Linked DNA regions of Homo sapiens: region 1 is linked to region 2. The links are chromatin loops, found by intact Hi-C in ENCODE. Cell type or tissue: endothelial cell of umbilical vein. All regions are shown on one strand. Each heading gives the region's core, and the rest is flanking DNA. Links, peaks and the distances in the headings are about the cores only.

The links. Hi-C counts contacts between places; a loop is a spot of excess contacts. Peaks named below come from ENCODE experiments on the same cell type or tissue, not always from the same donor. Only the 100,000 strongest peaks of a DNase experiment are listed, where the experiment ranks them.
Region 1: a loop joins it to region 2, with 2.9 times the contacts of the local background. A loop is called at or near these places in 1 of 110 quality-filtered maps.

The regions. Positions count from the first base shown.
Region 1 is chr18:33,134,502-33,138,501 of GRCh38, reverse strand. All of the region lies in intron 20 of CCDC178 (coiled-coil domain containing 178), which reads left to right. Among named protein-coding and RNA genes, the nearest start is that of CCDC178, 300 kb to the left of the region's middle. In endothelial cell of umbilical vein, for the core only: no CTCF peak of the experiment used is centred there; a DNase peak (open chromatin) is centred at 2,211; H3K27ac peaks cover 1,226 bases.
Region 2 is chr18:33,195,962-33,207,923 of GRCh38, reverse strand. All of the region lies in intron 20 of CCDC178 (coiled-coil domain containing 178), which reads left to right. Among named protein-coding and RNA genes, the nearest start is that of CCDC178, 240 kb to the left of the region's middle. In endothelial cell of umbilical vein, for the core only: a CTCF peak has its summit at 6,120 (motif pointing right); a DNase peak (open chromatin) is centred at 6,153; H3K4me3 peaks cover 205 bases.

The DNA.
Region 1 (4,000 bases), core at 1-4,000, 65 kb after region 2:
GCAGCTATAAGCAGTCCTCCAAGCAGGAGCTATGTCTTACTACTGTTGTATGGAGGCGGCACTGACGAAAAGACTGGGAAGTGAGGCCTACTTGTTATTTTCTCCCTAGGTGCAGGCTGATTGACCATCTGGAAGCTATAATAGTAATACCTGTACCTCATGAGGTGGAGATGCCCTTTTCTTTTTTCCTCACAATACAAATACAAAGTTCTTCTGTGCTTTCTCATGTAGATATACATAAACATTAATAAGTAGTTGACATGCAAAGAATTAAGTAACTGATCTTCAGCAACTGTGTATTTCTCAGAAGTTTAGAATGCTAGCATAACAGAGCATAACATTTATACACCAAGGCTTCACATTTACCAATAATGTTTGGTGGATGTAAATGACAATACCTTTATACCTTTCACATAAATTTCCCCCTTTTGAACTCATGTGAGACTAGGTTAGGCATTATTATTTTCATATTATAGATGTGCAACTTCAAATTCCTTGAGATTAAGCGACTTGCATAAAAAATAAATGGCTAAAGAATATATCCTAAATGTTCGCCTTGTCCACTTTCCATTACACTATTGAATTACAGAGCCATTCAATAGTAGCCTTACATAGGAAAAAAGCCTTGGAGCAAAATACAGGGGACCTATGCTCTGGATATGGCTTCCACTAATTGCCCGTGTGATTGTGTCTTCCAAGTCTTGCACCTTCTATTTGGCCAGTAGCTATGTCTGTGATGGTAACACTCTTAATTTAGCTTATGTATAAACAGGGATGCAGAAACTAAATCCACCTGATTTGCTATGGAGATTGGTTGTCTAAAGTAGAAACCACATATCCATTGAGAAGAAGTCCAGTAAATTAGTTGATGCCTGGAAATAATTGCTTTTCTAGATGGGCTTATAATGGATTTATGAAGTATAAATAGAACATAAAACAAAGTTACTTAGATAAAACCTGGGAAGGCTTTGAATCTTTGCAGACATAGAACAAACGTCAGCTCAGACTAGGTTCTCTTCAAAGAGTAGAACTAATAGTTGTAGAAATTTATAATGGTGTAAATACACAATTGCTAAAATAAAAATTTACATTACTATTAATATTAACCTATTTAAGGGTATTCTTTTTTACTTAATTCCTTATACAATCATTTGTTATGCCTTAGACTATATTTTATGAAATCAGTTTAAACTATAGAAAAACAATATATTACTTGCTTTTTAAAAAGTGTTTGCATGACAATGACAATGCATAATAGATGCTTAATGAATGCTTGTGAATGAACTGAATAAATTAATGAAATGTGTTCCAATGAGAGACTAACATTTTGATTTCTTTCATCATTTGTTTGCATTGGAGTGGAAGTAGGAATATTTCAAACTTCCAGATTGATCTCTTTGTCTTTCTTCTCTCTGGCTCTCACTCTCTTAACTCTTTCTTTCTGATTTAAATTGACCCAAGCAAAAGTATGTTACTTTAATTATGCCTCTTAAATTATATTTACATTGATATGGGATCAGGGATATTGCCTGTTTGTTCACTTGCTCACCACTATGGCCTCAACCCCTAAGAGATAGCTTGGCACCTAATAGGTGCTTAACAATTATGTATTAATGAATAAATAGATCACATAGATAATTTTTAAAATTTATTTCCATTTTTTCACTGGCCTCTTGACTCTTCTACAACAAATTATATGAAATAGAGTGAAAAATGTTCTTCAATAATATAGGTCTTCAAGATTATTGAGACCAAGTTATTTTCAGAAAAAATAGGATAGCACCAAATAAAAAATGTAAAATTAAATTTTACTGAACTTGAAATTTGTAAATTGAGTTAAACAGTGTGGCTTGTTTCCAAAATGAGGTCAAACTTCTTTTAACAGTCAAATCATATGACCCCAAGTCTTCATCCTGTGGGCCACACATATATTATTCTTCTGTCCCTAGGGTCCCTGTTGCTCTATTGCTAAGTCCAATATTGACCCTTGTTCCCAAAAGCTTTGTACTTAGGCCAAATAATCAACTCTAGTTATTCTAACCCTGCAGAGAGGAAATTAGAAGTCTGATTCATTCCCTGGAGAGCTCTCCAGTGCTTCTGCTACCTCATAGTGTCATTATGGAAAATAAGCATTCCTGAAGTCAGAGGTAGACATCTTCTAACTCCATACTTATCAAGGCAGTCACCAATACTTGGTCTGATGATCTGCTATTCTTGTAGTAGTTTTTCAAGGTACGTGGGGAGAAAGGGAACATGTCATTTCACCATATTAAGCCCCATTACATTTGTTCCACACTACAGTAGGTCAGTTCTCTGCCAACATTCAGTTCTCTGGCTTCTCAGCTCTTTTTGTTTAAGCTCTACACAGTCATTTCCCCTCTGCCTGCTCAAGGTCCCACGGAGGCTGGGTCAGCCTCTGCCTTGAACTTGCTCTGCAAAATAACAACCCAGGATCAGATTTTCCCCTTCCTCATGGTGAGTTTTCTGATCTTATTTGCTAGATTTATAAAACAGTCATTTGTACAGACTGGTATAAAAATTCTAAAGGGATCTTTCAAGTTTGCTGTAATAGACAACAAAAATCAGTTACATTGGATCACAGGCTCTGTAAACAAGAATCTGTGTCTATTACCAGAAGAAGGATATGGGAAACCTTGCAGGGCAGACCAAGAGTCAGTCTGTCACACGGGGTAAATGTCAGGGTCAGTGCCCTATTCTTCCCATCAGCAAGCTAGGTGGGCTACCCAAAAATTGTTGAAATTAGGCAGATTTTTAAAATGAGTCATGCAAAGTTCATAACAAGTTCATTCAATAGCATTGGTGAAACCGCTCATGCAATCAAAGATAGCTACATGCAAAAAAGATACCATATATCTGAAAGTTATCACATTAAAGAAACAGACTAGATCAGTTACAGGTGGTTATCACTTTGTGACTTTTACTTTCTTCTCTTAACTGTATATATTTCTATGTAATTCTATGTAATTGTGTGATAATAGTTACTTTTGTATCAGCAAAATCTGGGATAGCTTCTTTTTTACATCTAGTGCTAGATAGATCAAATTGATTTTTGATACGTTGCTGCATGATACTTAAAAATCAGACAGATTTTAATTTATATTTTTATGTCTCCTTGTAAAATACATTATTTTTTTGTGTGCCATCTAAATGATCTTACTAAGCTTTGCATATTTATTTACCAAAACTTTGACCATTATATTTTTAATGAAATAAAATTTTAAATTTAACATTACCTATGCAAATTGACTTTTCCAAGTTTAACTTTCACTGTGCCAATAAATCCAAGGTGCTCTTTTTATTATTAATGACAAAATTAATAAATATTTTAAACATTTTCACCTTCATCTTAACTTCAATTTATATTTAGACAAAGATTATAACTTCAATTCAGCATTTAGGGCAACTGATAAATCTTATATTTACAAAAATGCATTTTAATTTTATTTTTTTCTGAAATACTGCTCCCTTTTTTAATATTCCATTTTAATGGAATATCAATTTAGTTTTAGGTCCAATGAAATACAGAATTAGATCACTACAAATTACGAACTGAGGAATTAAGCAATATCTTTTGTTCATTTGTGAAAAACAGCACTTGCTCATTGGTTTGCCACCAAGAAGTCCTAATTGATCTGACCATGCTGGTATCTTCTCCTCTGCTAATGACAGAGAAACTTATGTGTGAAAACTCAATCTTTCATATGTACATTAAACTAGGAACAAGTGTTTATCCTAAACAGTGATTGTACAATCTGATACTTATGTGCTGTTTAATAAATATTAGAAGGAAAGAAGAAAGGAAGGAAAAATGGGATGGGCGAAACAAAGGGACATTTTGGTCATTTCTAATACAGGATTTAAAAATACAAATCTTGTTTTGAAAGCAGTGGCCATTTTCTTAAAACTCAGCTATGAAAATGTAACCCTTATATGTAGATAGAATAAATTACATATTTCAGTAGCTAATAGTGAACATTCT
Region 2 (11,962 bases), core at 4,018-8,017:
GGATGGGGCGTGGATATGGGTGATTCCTAAATATAAATTTAATAGATTTTGAGTGTTTCCTTAGAGCATTATCCATTAAACAAGGAAGAAGCTTCTCTTATTTGTAAATCTCTCTCTAGCATCATGTCACTCCTTGTGAATATGTGGCAGAATTACTGCTAATACTATATTAAAGTAATATCTATCTGAAATTTGAATAGATTTTTTATTTTCTGCATTGACAATCAACTACCATTTTTAGCTTTTATTTTTTTAACTACCTAGAAGCATCTATTGCAATTATTTGGCTATAGTTCAATTTTTCTAAAAATTAGTATTTTTCTTATATAGTTGTGCTAATACCCAATGAACATACTTTAGATATTATGATTTTCTCAGGGAACATTCATTTTCCATTCCCACTGGAAAATGAATGTTCCCTGAGAAAATCATATTATCACTTTTGCAATGCCTTACCCCACTGTGGAGTAACAGCAAAAATATGTAGATTTTTCTCTTGATCAACTAAAATAATTATGTTTTCAAATATCAAATTGCATTTTTAAATATACGTTAATTGGCTATGGTTTATTAAATTTTTAGTACATTACTAGATTTAATTTACAAACATTTAATTTAGAATATCTATTGGTCTATAATTCTATTTTGTACTTTTTTAAAGATATTGGAACAGAGATTTACTACAGTTTTTAAAATGAAATAGGAAGGTTTATTTAGTTCTTTTTCTATGTTAAATTGCATGGGGCATTTCAGTTCCTTAAAGGTTTGATACATTCTCTCACGATACTATCAAGATATGTGAAGGGTCTGAGATTTTACCCTGGCAAGTTAACTGGTTAGCCTGCCATAGTTTCACAGATGCTAGCAGAAGACATGAAACTCCAGCCTGAGAGACAAAGGACTTTATTACTACACAACAGGCAGCATGAACTGTTTCCTTTGGCTTCAAGACTCAAAGGGTGATATGAAAGTGGTCCATGTGGATGCTACATATATCAGAGGTTTTTATCACAGCTGACAAATCCTTAATGTAGGAATCTCCCAATTTTATCAGGGGGCTTCTAGCAAACTTACCCAACTTTTACCTTGGAGGAAGACATTACCTTTGCTATACAAACATCATTGAAAAGAGAGTTCTAGATAGAAGCTGTTACAAGAAGTGTATGGTGAATTCATGGTGAATTGCTCCTAACAGATATTACTGGAGCTTGGCTCTTTTCTGAAGAAAAAATTTAACAATATATTCTTTTTTTTCCGTTTTGTGTGATCAGTGTTTACTAATTCCTTTTGAGTCAATGTTGAAAAGCTATATTTTTCTAGAAAAAAATTATTTTAACAAGATTTATGATTAATTATCATTAAGGTATATGAAATACAATTTTTTACTTCTTCTGCTTATGTAGTCATACTTCTTTTCTTGTGCATTAGCCTTTTCTTTTTTTACTTGATTAGCCTTGATAAATTTTTATATTTTGTTTTTCCACATACTCTGAATTCTTATTTATAAATATTCTTTTTTGTTTTTTAATTGATTAATTTTAGCTTTTTTCTTTATTATTTCCTTTGATTGACTTTCATAAGTTATTCTTTCTTTAAAGCAACTTGAGTTGTCTACTTTGGTTCATTATTTCTCATTTAGTAATTAAAAACAAATTTTTCAAATGATCAAGTATTCTCTGAATGCAATTTAGGCAATTTAAATATATAGTGATCGCATTTAATGTTTTTAGTTGCACATTGACCCAGTTACAATTTAGGGAATGTAGCTGCCTTGAGTCCTTTTTGGGGGGTGGGGGATGCAATTAATAAATAAATAGCTGACATAAATCATTATTTAAAAAACTTTTTTTATCTCCCCAGGTTGAAAGTGGAGGGTGTCAGCTGTTGTTTAAATTTATGTTAAACAGTCTCTTTAATTTGCATGGCTGGGGGCCAGGTACTGTGAGGCATGCCTGCAATCCCAACACTTTAGAAGGCCAAAGTGGGCAGATCACTTGAGCCCAGGAGTTGGAGACCAGCCTGGCAACATAGTGAAACCCTGTCACTACAAAAAGTACAAAAATTACCTGGGTGTGGTGGCATGGGCCTATAGTCCCAGCTATTTGGGAAGCTGAGGTGGGAGGATCACCTGAGCCCGGGAGGTTGAGGCTGCAGTGAGCTGTGATTGTGCCACTGCATTTCAGCCTGAGTGACAGAGTGAACACGTATCTCAAATAAATAAGTAATTGGTATGAGGTCTCCAACTTTTGCTCCATAGAGAATTTCTGAGCAAATAAGTCAATGAAATAATTAATCTGTTAACTAAAATTCCACATATTCAAAGTTCTTATATTTCAGTCTACTTGATCTGTCATAGACTATTCATGGTGTGTTGAATTTCCTACTTGTTTTATTTCTGTGGGCTTTGCTTTATATATTTGCAGGTCTTAATATTCAGTGAATATAATAGGCTATAATTATTAAATGATCTTTTGGATTGTAATTTTTTATAAAATGGCAGCTTTCTTTTGTAATATTTTAAAGTTAATACTATTAACTCCTGCTTTTCTGTGTATTACAGTACTTTAATTTTGCATTCTATTATTGACTCTTCTGACTTATTTTTTAGATGTGCCTTCTGTAAGCTTTATATAATAATATTTAGAGTGATTTTGCTTTTTCAACCCACTCTTATTTAGTGATTCATTTGTATGATAGTTTTATTGGTTCTTGCTTCTGTCATTTTAATAGTTTCTGTGATAGCTTTCTGCTTTTGTCATTGTTATTTTTTGGTATGTATACTATTGTCATTTAATTTTATTGCTGTTAATAGAAAATGGAGACATTCCACTTTTAGTTATATTTTTGCTTAAAATAATTAAAGGTATTCTTAAATCTATTTTGTATTAATTATCAAAGTCATAAATCAAAACTTTTACCTTACTCCAACAATATGAACAATTTGGCCCCTTTTCTTCTGTTATCCTTTCTCCCTCCTTGTTTCCTGGTCATAATTAATTGTGCTAAGAATTATGGCTTTCTTATCATTAACATGCTGTTATTGTTTTTACCATGTAAATTTCCACTTTCAGAAAGTGTTTAGTCTTTTGCATTTAATTTTGTAACCATATCTTCAATAATTATTTTTATAATATTCTACATAGTAAATGGATTTTCATATTTGTTAAGAATTCTTTTAACTATAACCTCTCCCACTTCAGTGATTTTAATATCAATACATCTCTTAGTTGATCAAGCCACACATTTTGGGATTTCTTTCCAGTAGGCAATTGAGTTTATACATTTTCCAAGTTGTCTTTACTCATGAACAACAAATGGTGGTATATAAATTTTTTAATGTCACAATCTCAGTCCTTAACTGTAAAAGAAAATAATTACAAGATGTGCCTTCGAGACTTCTAGTGAGAATTAAACATGTAAACATGAGCACTTAAAACAGTTTTTGGTACAAAATAAGTGGACATCACATTAACAGTTCTATTGTTGTCATTATTATTTCTTTTCAAAAACTACAGATTTTGCTCATTCGTTTATTGGTATTTTGTTTGGTTGAGAGAAACCCTGAAGGTATTTTTTTATTGCCTTTAAAGATAACCTTTCATTCCTATTTTTGTTCATTTACAATATCAAAAAGTTGCCTTTGTATATTTTAAATTAATAATTTTTCATTTTGCTCAAATAAATATGAAATATTTAATCTTGAACTCAGGGTTTTTTAGTTCGAGTTTGGGAAACTTTTGTTCTATTTTTGTCTTTCACTATTATTTACATTGCATTTGCTTTGACTTTTAAAATTTGATACCACTATTCCTGGACTATATTTTGTTTTCTGTTTTCTATATAATTAAAAATCTTTTGTTTTCCTTTGTCATGCTCAGGGAGATCTCTATTTGTGTCCTTCACATTAGTGTCAACTCTGAAGCCACTGGGATTTTGAGGTTATTTGTTCAAGAAGTTAGCTTCCCCTAACTCTTACATAGACCTCATTGAAAATCCACGTTGGATAGAGTCTTAAAAGAGCTATCATAGTTAGTCTTATAGACATTTGAGAGAAGAACATTCCAGAGACAAACTATTCAGTTGGCAGCATGCCTATATGTTCAAGAAACAGTAAGGCCACCAACTAATGTAGGGCAGAGGGAGCAATGAGGAGGATGATAGGTGAGGCTAGAGAGATAATGTGAACCCTTTTAAGGAATTTGACATTTACTTAGAATGAAATGGAGAAATATTTCAGGTTTTGAGCAGAGGAGTGGTAAGTCCTGACTTATGTTTGAAAAGATTGACTGAGGCTACTGGGTTAAGAATCACTGAGACTGCTGGTTCAGAGAACGAGAGTGGAAATAATAACGTCTTTATTTCCTACTTGTAAAGTTAATAATAACAGTAATAATAATAAGATAATGAAGTCATTATATTACTAAAATAATCAATGACTATGTAAATTATCTTGGCTTGTGAACGAGTTACTAGGCATATCAATAAAGCAGAGACAAGAAAGGCAAATGCAGTTATAATTTACTGCATAAGTTAAGATGAAGATAATGCCTAATAAAAAAGAAAAATTATGTGACAGGAAAGCAAACTTAAAAACAAAGTTAAAAGGCAGATGACTCATTGGAAAAAGAAAAATAGTTGCAAAATATGTGGCACCTAATATCTTTAATTTATTGAGTGTCTATAAATGAAAAAGCAATACAAAATATTCCAGAAACTATGAAAATTCAGTTCATAAGAGCAAATATGTATATTAAATTGATAAATATTTCTGATAATCTCAGGACTTGAATTAATACAACAATGATATACCTTAATATAGGAAAAGAGGAAATTATGCTAATATCCAGAGTTACAATAGCCGCATTGGAAATGTGAATTTGTCCATTCCTTCCAGATGGAAATTTTGCAATGTTTTCAAAACCTCCTAAAAGAATATATGCTATGATCTACTACTATTCAACATTAAAAATATGTCCTATAAAAATGATTAGGAAACTATACAAAAATGGTTATTTAGGAATTTCCATCTAAGTGTGCTTTTATATTAGTAATGTGATACACAATAAGAGATAAGGCTGAGAATACAGGTAAAGAATATATTGTGAGGACTCAGTGAAAAGTTTACACTTAATTTGCAGGGGGAGACATGAAAACTTTTTGTGGAGTGTAATGTGCTCAGAGATGAGCTGTATAGCAAGATCAATTAGAGAGCATCATACAGGATGAACTGAAATGAAATGTAGGCACTAGTTGCAGATAAAAGTCACAAAAAAGTGATTTGGTCGTCAGAGAAGTGATGAGGCACTGATGGAATAGGAATGCGGATGTAGACCCCACAGAGCCCAATGCCAAATCGTGTGTCATGTGAAGAAAACATTAGAAGGTAAGAGGTGGTGCCATCCTGGTTGACTGGTAACAGCTTTGCTGGCATTTTCAGTACAAAGAACTTTTGACGACTGAATTTTCTTAAAAGATGACCTGTTTTTAACATAGTAGATCCTTTTTTTTTTTTTTTTTTTTTTTTTTTTTTTTAAGATGGAGTCTTGCTCTGTTGCCAGGCTGGAGTGCAGTGGCGCGATCTCGGCTCACTGCAACCCCCGCCCCACCGGGCTCAAGCGATTCTTCTGCCTCAGCGTCCCGAGTACCTGGAATTACAGGTGCGCACCACCACGCCCAGCTAATTTTTGTATTTTTAGTAGAGACGGGGTTTCACCATGTTGACCAGGATGGTCTCGATCTCTTGACCTCTTGATCGCCTGCCTCGGCCTCCCAAAGTGCTGGGATTACAGGCGTGAACCACCGCGCCCGGCCAGTAGAGACTATTTAAGTGGAAATATGTACCCAGTAATTCACCTTGCAGAGGTAGAGTTTGGGATAAGGAGTAAGAATGGAGTATAAGATCTGGGAGTCAGCCACTGCGTTGATAGTTGAAACCAGGGGAACACATAAAAACCTTGAAATAAAGTAGAAAATATTTGAAGACAGAATCTGGATATGTTACTCAATACATTATTGTTTCTCAGCTCTTTTCTATTCAGTTTGGTAAACCGGTTGGGGGCTCTGCAACGTTTCTCCTTTGTCACCGGGCTCTAAGTTAGGCTTTGCCAATAGGGGGCACTAGAGGGAGACTGGAAAATTTAAGGAGAAAAAAGAAACTTGTTCCTTACTGCTTGCTTCCTTTAGCTTCCTGTCTGTTTGTGGCTCTTGTCAGCGTCTTCCTAGGGAGCAGCAGTTCCTTCCCACAGCTTCACCTTAATACAACCCACGGCTTTTGCAACGCTTGCAGAACTGATTTTTTCACATCCCACATCAAAGACATCAGAGCCAGCCAACTGAAGCCCCGCCTCTGAAGTCTGTGCTCCAGGCTGGCAGAGCCTGTTCTTTTAACCCAGAGACATTCGCATCAGTCCAGAGGTTTGAGTTTCAGCTCCACAGGGGCTCAAAAGTGCCAAACATTGCCAAAGTGTTGAGTTATATATTCTTAACTTTGCCATTAGGGAGAGCATCACTGATAAAAAGAGTGGCATCAGTCCATTGGTGAAGGCAGAAGATCAAATGTAAAGATGAAAGGGGCAAGTACATGGAAAGGGGAAGCTTTGAAATACTTTTTCAAGGGCTTTAGTAATCAAGGAATGTAAATGTTTTAATTTATTTGTTTGCAACTTTTAAATACCGGAAATAAATATTTTTCAGCAAAAGGGAAAGAGACAGGATTGAGGGAGAGATTGTATTATATGTTGTGTGATGCAGGATTTGCTTAAATATTTGGTTTGCATTTCACTTGGTGAATGCTTTGAAGTACAGAATAATACCTCACTCCTGTGAGCCTTCCAGGGTCTGTCACAATGTCTAGGACACAATAAATTATCAACATTTGCTGAATGGAAGTCCAAATGAAGTGACGCAACTCCTTAAATAAGTGAAAAAGTAAAATTTATATTTCAGTTTACTTTGGAAAAGATAAACTATATTGATTTTTGTTCATTCATTCATCGATGTATTTGTTCATTTTGAAGTCATGTGTTGTCAGAATCTGTGTGAGATTCTGAGCGTATTACAAAGGCAACACCTGCTTTTAATTAGCCCCCCTAAGCAAAGGTGAAAAAAACAGGCACAAGCCAATTAAAATAAGGTGTAACAAGTACTTTTCTTGAATTAAGCACAGAGTTCTCTAGAACCTGGAAGAGGGGCTTGCAGGAAATCTGAAAAAAACTTGCGAAGATGAGTATTGCAGAACTAAATCTTGGAAAGTGGGAACAAGACAGCCAAGAAAAGAATACTTCAAGTAGTGAAAACATTAGGAGGAAAGACATACAAGTGTCGAAAATCAGCATGCATTTAGGGAACTGCAGTTGGTTTATAGCGTTTGTAGATCAGAGGCAGGGAGAAAGGTCCTACATAGAGGTAAGAACCATGTCATGAAGGCTCTGAATGTCATACTAAGGAGTTTGTGTGCTAGGTTATGAATAATTGACCAGAAGGGTAACAAAGCTACACTTCCAGCTGAAAAACATCGCACTAAACTTCGCAGATGTTTCCGCTGGACTGCTGTTTCGCATTAGTGTTGCACTAACAGGCTATTGGTAGACTGAAACATTAATCTTGTCAGCACTTAGAGTTGTTGGGAATGGCCTAAGGATGGCTCGAGATTAGGCTTAGAAGCCTCTCCCATCAAAGAACCTTGTCCCATTACCCCAGTGCAATGAAGTGAAAATTTCTTTTTCTATGCATTCCATGACATAAACATGGTTCACTGTCATTGATTACATGTAATAAGTTGGAGACAGAAAAACGATATTTGATGAAGCTATACCAATGAAGAATTTAGAAGTGAAATTATGAAGTTCTAGTGAGATGAAAGAGTGAATTCCAGATTTTTTTGAGTTAATGTAGACAGAACTTGTTGAGTCTTTGGGTGCTGATGGTGAGAGGAATTGTCCAAATATATATATATCAGGTTTCTGACTTTGACAACAGGAGAGTTGTGGTGTCGGTATCCAAAACCAGAAACTATAAATTGAGGAATAGATTTGGAACTGGATTCAATCAAATGTAAAGTATCTTTGGAGGAGCTGAGTACAGTGCCCAGTTGAAATCTGTTAACTGAATCTGAAATTCAGTTAACAGAATACGGTTGCAGAAATTATAAGCATATGCATTGCATCAGAGGCTTCAGGAAATCTTTAATAATACAGGAACCTTGGAGAAGAAATATCAAGACACAGCCCTGGTTGGGTGATTATGAGATGGAAAAGGGAGTAAGAATAGCGGCAACAAAAGACTCAGAGGTTGTAATTAAAAAACGAAGTATAGGAGTTTGAAACTTCAGAGGTGGCATCATTCCAGATGACAACAAGTTAGAATGGTGTCCATGGGTATGAATGGTTAATGGAATGTGTAATTGAAGTTAACTTGATTTGAGTAATCCCATAAATTCTAAGATTAAAATGTTGGATAAGTCATCACAATAGATACTGAAGTAAAAGAGTATGATAGGTGGAACAAGAGATAGACAGGAAGAGAAGACTGAGTACCATGGGCCAAAGCCTTTGCTTTAGTGTGGAAAATGACCAGGAGACCATTGAGTGGCAGGGCAATAGGTGAGAGAAGGCAGAGTATTTTATTATTTAATCTATATAAATTCATAACAGGAGTATTTTCACATAAGCATGGAGGAATAATGGTTTGGAAGCAATAATGGACAACTAGGTATACACTAACTGCAATTAAACCTTCTAGTATATGGGTCCCTAATAAAGTAGCAGTCTGTAATTCAGACCCAGGTTTAATTAATACAAACAGTTGTATCTAGTATTCTGAAATAAGGATAAAATATAGCTAAGCTTGTTTACCGAGAAATGGCACCTCCAAAGTTCACATTGGAAGGGTTTAGACTGGGGTAATTGTTAGTTCAATTAATGAATATATATTGAGTTCCTGCTACATTAAATACACTATTCTAGATACTGAGGATTGTTGCAGTAAAGCACATCCCTTAACTCTGAGAAGCATATTAGCCTTACAGAGGAGACAGAATAATAAACATCATTTTAATATGCTTTGTTAACCACAGACAGAAACAAGAAAGAGGGACAGTGTTAAAATGCAACTTCTAAACATTGCCACCGTTTCTTTTATCAGAAAAGTTTTCAAGGAGAGAAAGCGAGTTACTGGGACTACCAAGACTTGATAGGTATTGCCTCACCTATACCATTACTAAAGGCATCGACAAAATATTAAGTTATTATAAGTATATATTTATATATCAGTGTCTATCATCAAGAATTTTTACAAATCGCATAAAATGGGCTAAGCATTGCTAAACATAGCATAAGATATTTTTAAATCTTGGTTGTTCATATAATTAAAAAGACCTCCAGTTGTCCTGTCCACCTTCCTTTAAATAGTATGAATTTTACTTGAGAGTTCTTACCTTCAAGAAGGTCACCTTGTCCTGCTTTCATAAAAAATGAATTTAATGTTGCATAAATGAGATAGCTACAGGATTATAATGTTCATAAGCATAGATCTTAGCCTAAAGTGTTCCACCAGAGCCAGGAAATTGTTTTTAGTTACTATACGTTTCTAGTTCATTTCTATTTGTTTAAGCCTTTTAGGAGAGGTAGAGATAGGGAGATAGATAGAGAGAGAGAGACAGAGAGAGGCAAGCTAGCTCTTACTTTGTCTTTAGTGAGTTATCAGTGGTTTTCCATAGAAGTAACAGCACCAAGTGTTCCCTGTTAAAGTTAGGATTTTTGAATGTGGCCCTGATGCTCTGACAAATATCACAAATATGACTTGCAGTGTCCTGTGGGGAGTATTGTTAACATTACCCAGGTAGCCCTCCCACTGTCTGATTTATTTGCTTATAGAGAACATGTATACCTGACTTCCTGAGGGAGCTGCATATCTCAAATTTGGGTGTCATGATAATAATAACAGTTTGAGAGAAAATGAAATAGGCTATAAAGAGAAAGGAAATGGAATATATAAACTATTGTACAGTGTCATGTTCATTTTCAGTACTATATAGAATAATGAAAATGTTTTTCAATAACCTTTGTTGATTTTTATAATGTGAAACACACTTTATGGAAAAAGACAATGAATGTACAAAGCAAAAAAAATTAGTAGAAATAGTTTTAGCTTTTGATTCAAATCTCTGCATTATTTCCCATAAGTTTAGAGTTGAATTCTGAAATAGAACAACTTTAAGATAAAGGATCCTTCTTTTCCCAGCTTTGGCAATTCTAAGTTGATCTTTCAGGGTTCGAGCATAAGTATTTTTTTTTTTTTTTGATAAAGCAATCCAGTGTGGTAGGCCACAAAGGTTTCATTTTTTTAATTTTACAGTTGCAGTTGGAAAGCTTAAACTTAGAGATATTAAACAAGACTTTCTCATAATCACTCAGCTTTTAAGTTTCACACCTGGAATTATAATGGGTCCCCCTTCTACTAACCCCCACTACCCCACTACACACAAATATCCTGAAAGCCCTCAGTAAACAATAAAGCAGTAGGATATTATTACCACTCCCTACAAGTGCCCAGATGCCCTTGCGTTTGTCATTGTTCTTTGGGTACTAAGATCAAGTGGCTGGATGCGGTGGCTCGCACCTGCAATCTCATCACCTGGAGAGGCTAAGGCATGAGGATCGCTTGAGTCTAGGAGTTTGAGACCAGCCGAAGCAACATAGTGAACCCTCAGCATTATGGAAATTTTTAAAAATTAGCCAAGAATAGTGGCACACACCTGTAATCTCAGCTACTCAGGCGGTTGAGGCAGGAGAATCGCTTGAGCCCAGGAAATCAACACTGCAGACAGCTATGATAGCACCACTGCGCTCCAACCTGGGTAACAGAGTGACACCCTGTCTCAAAAAAATTAAAATGAAATGAAAAAATTAAGATAAATCAAGGGGAATTAAGGCCCAATAAAGGCCCAAAACTTTGTGATCAAGTGACTTCTGAAGTTAAAAGGTAGACAGAATGCAAGCAATATATCAAGTCCTTCTCAAAATGTTCATTAGTAAATCAGGCTTACCTTTACAAGGGGCACTTTACTCAGGCACATAGAACAACAACAAAAAACTCCCCATTTCAGCAGGTTCCTCTCACAACACCATAACTATTACCTCTATGATGGGAGACAGGCAGGTGATGTATGTTGTGCTGGAAATATTATCAGAAGTTATGAGGTAATAAAATGTAGTACCATAATTTGCACCCCTAGTTTAAAGATATTCGTATGCTCAGCTTTTGTCGTCTTGGCATGTGGTAGGCCCTGTACCCATAACATCCAGAAGTTAAAAAAACTGCACAGCCAGAGAGCACAGTCCCCACCAGACTGCCCTCACTTCAGACACCAGTTGGCTACAAATTTAGGGGTCCCACAAGTACCCTGAGGTTCAATAATTTGCTAGAAAGCTCACGAAATTCAGAAAAGTGCTGTCTATAATTAGTTTTATCATAGTAACAGAATATAAATTAAAATTAGCCAAGGGGAAACATATAGCACCGAGTCCAGGAAGGGTCTAAATACGGAGCTTCCGTTCATCCTTTGCTCCCTGGAGTCAAGGATGGTGTTACCTCCTCTCTGCCACAAAGTGTGACAATACATACAGAGGATTGCCAACCAGGGAAGCCTTTGGTATTCAGAATTTTTATTGGAGCTGAATCACATATTGCCCCTGTGGCTGACCTTTATTCTCCAGCCCCTCCTGGAGGTCAGGATAATCGTTAGTTTTTCCAGAGGTTGGAACTGATGCTGTTGTAATTGCATCAGTTACTGATAAAAGTAATTGCCAAAATAACTTTTGCACCAACCTAATATGTGACCCAAAGTCCCCATTATAAGTTCCATTATTTGACTGTCTAGCAGCAAAGCCCCCAGACAAGTAAAGACATTCCAGAGGCCCAGAGGTCATCCCAGTAGGTGAGGGCAAAGGCCAGACTGCTCTTT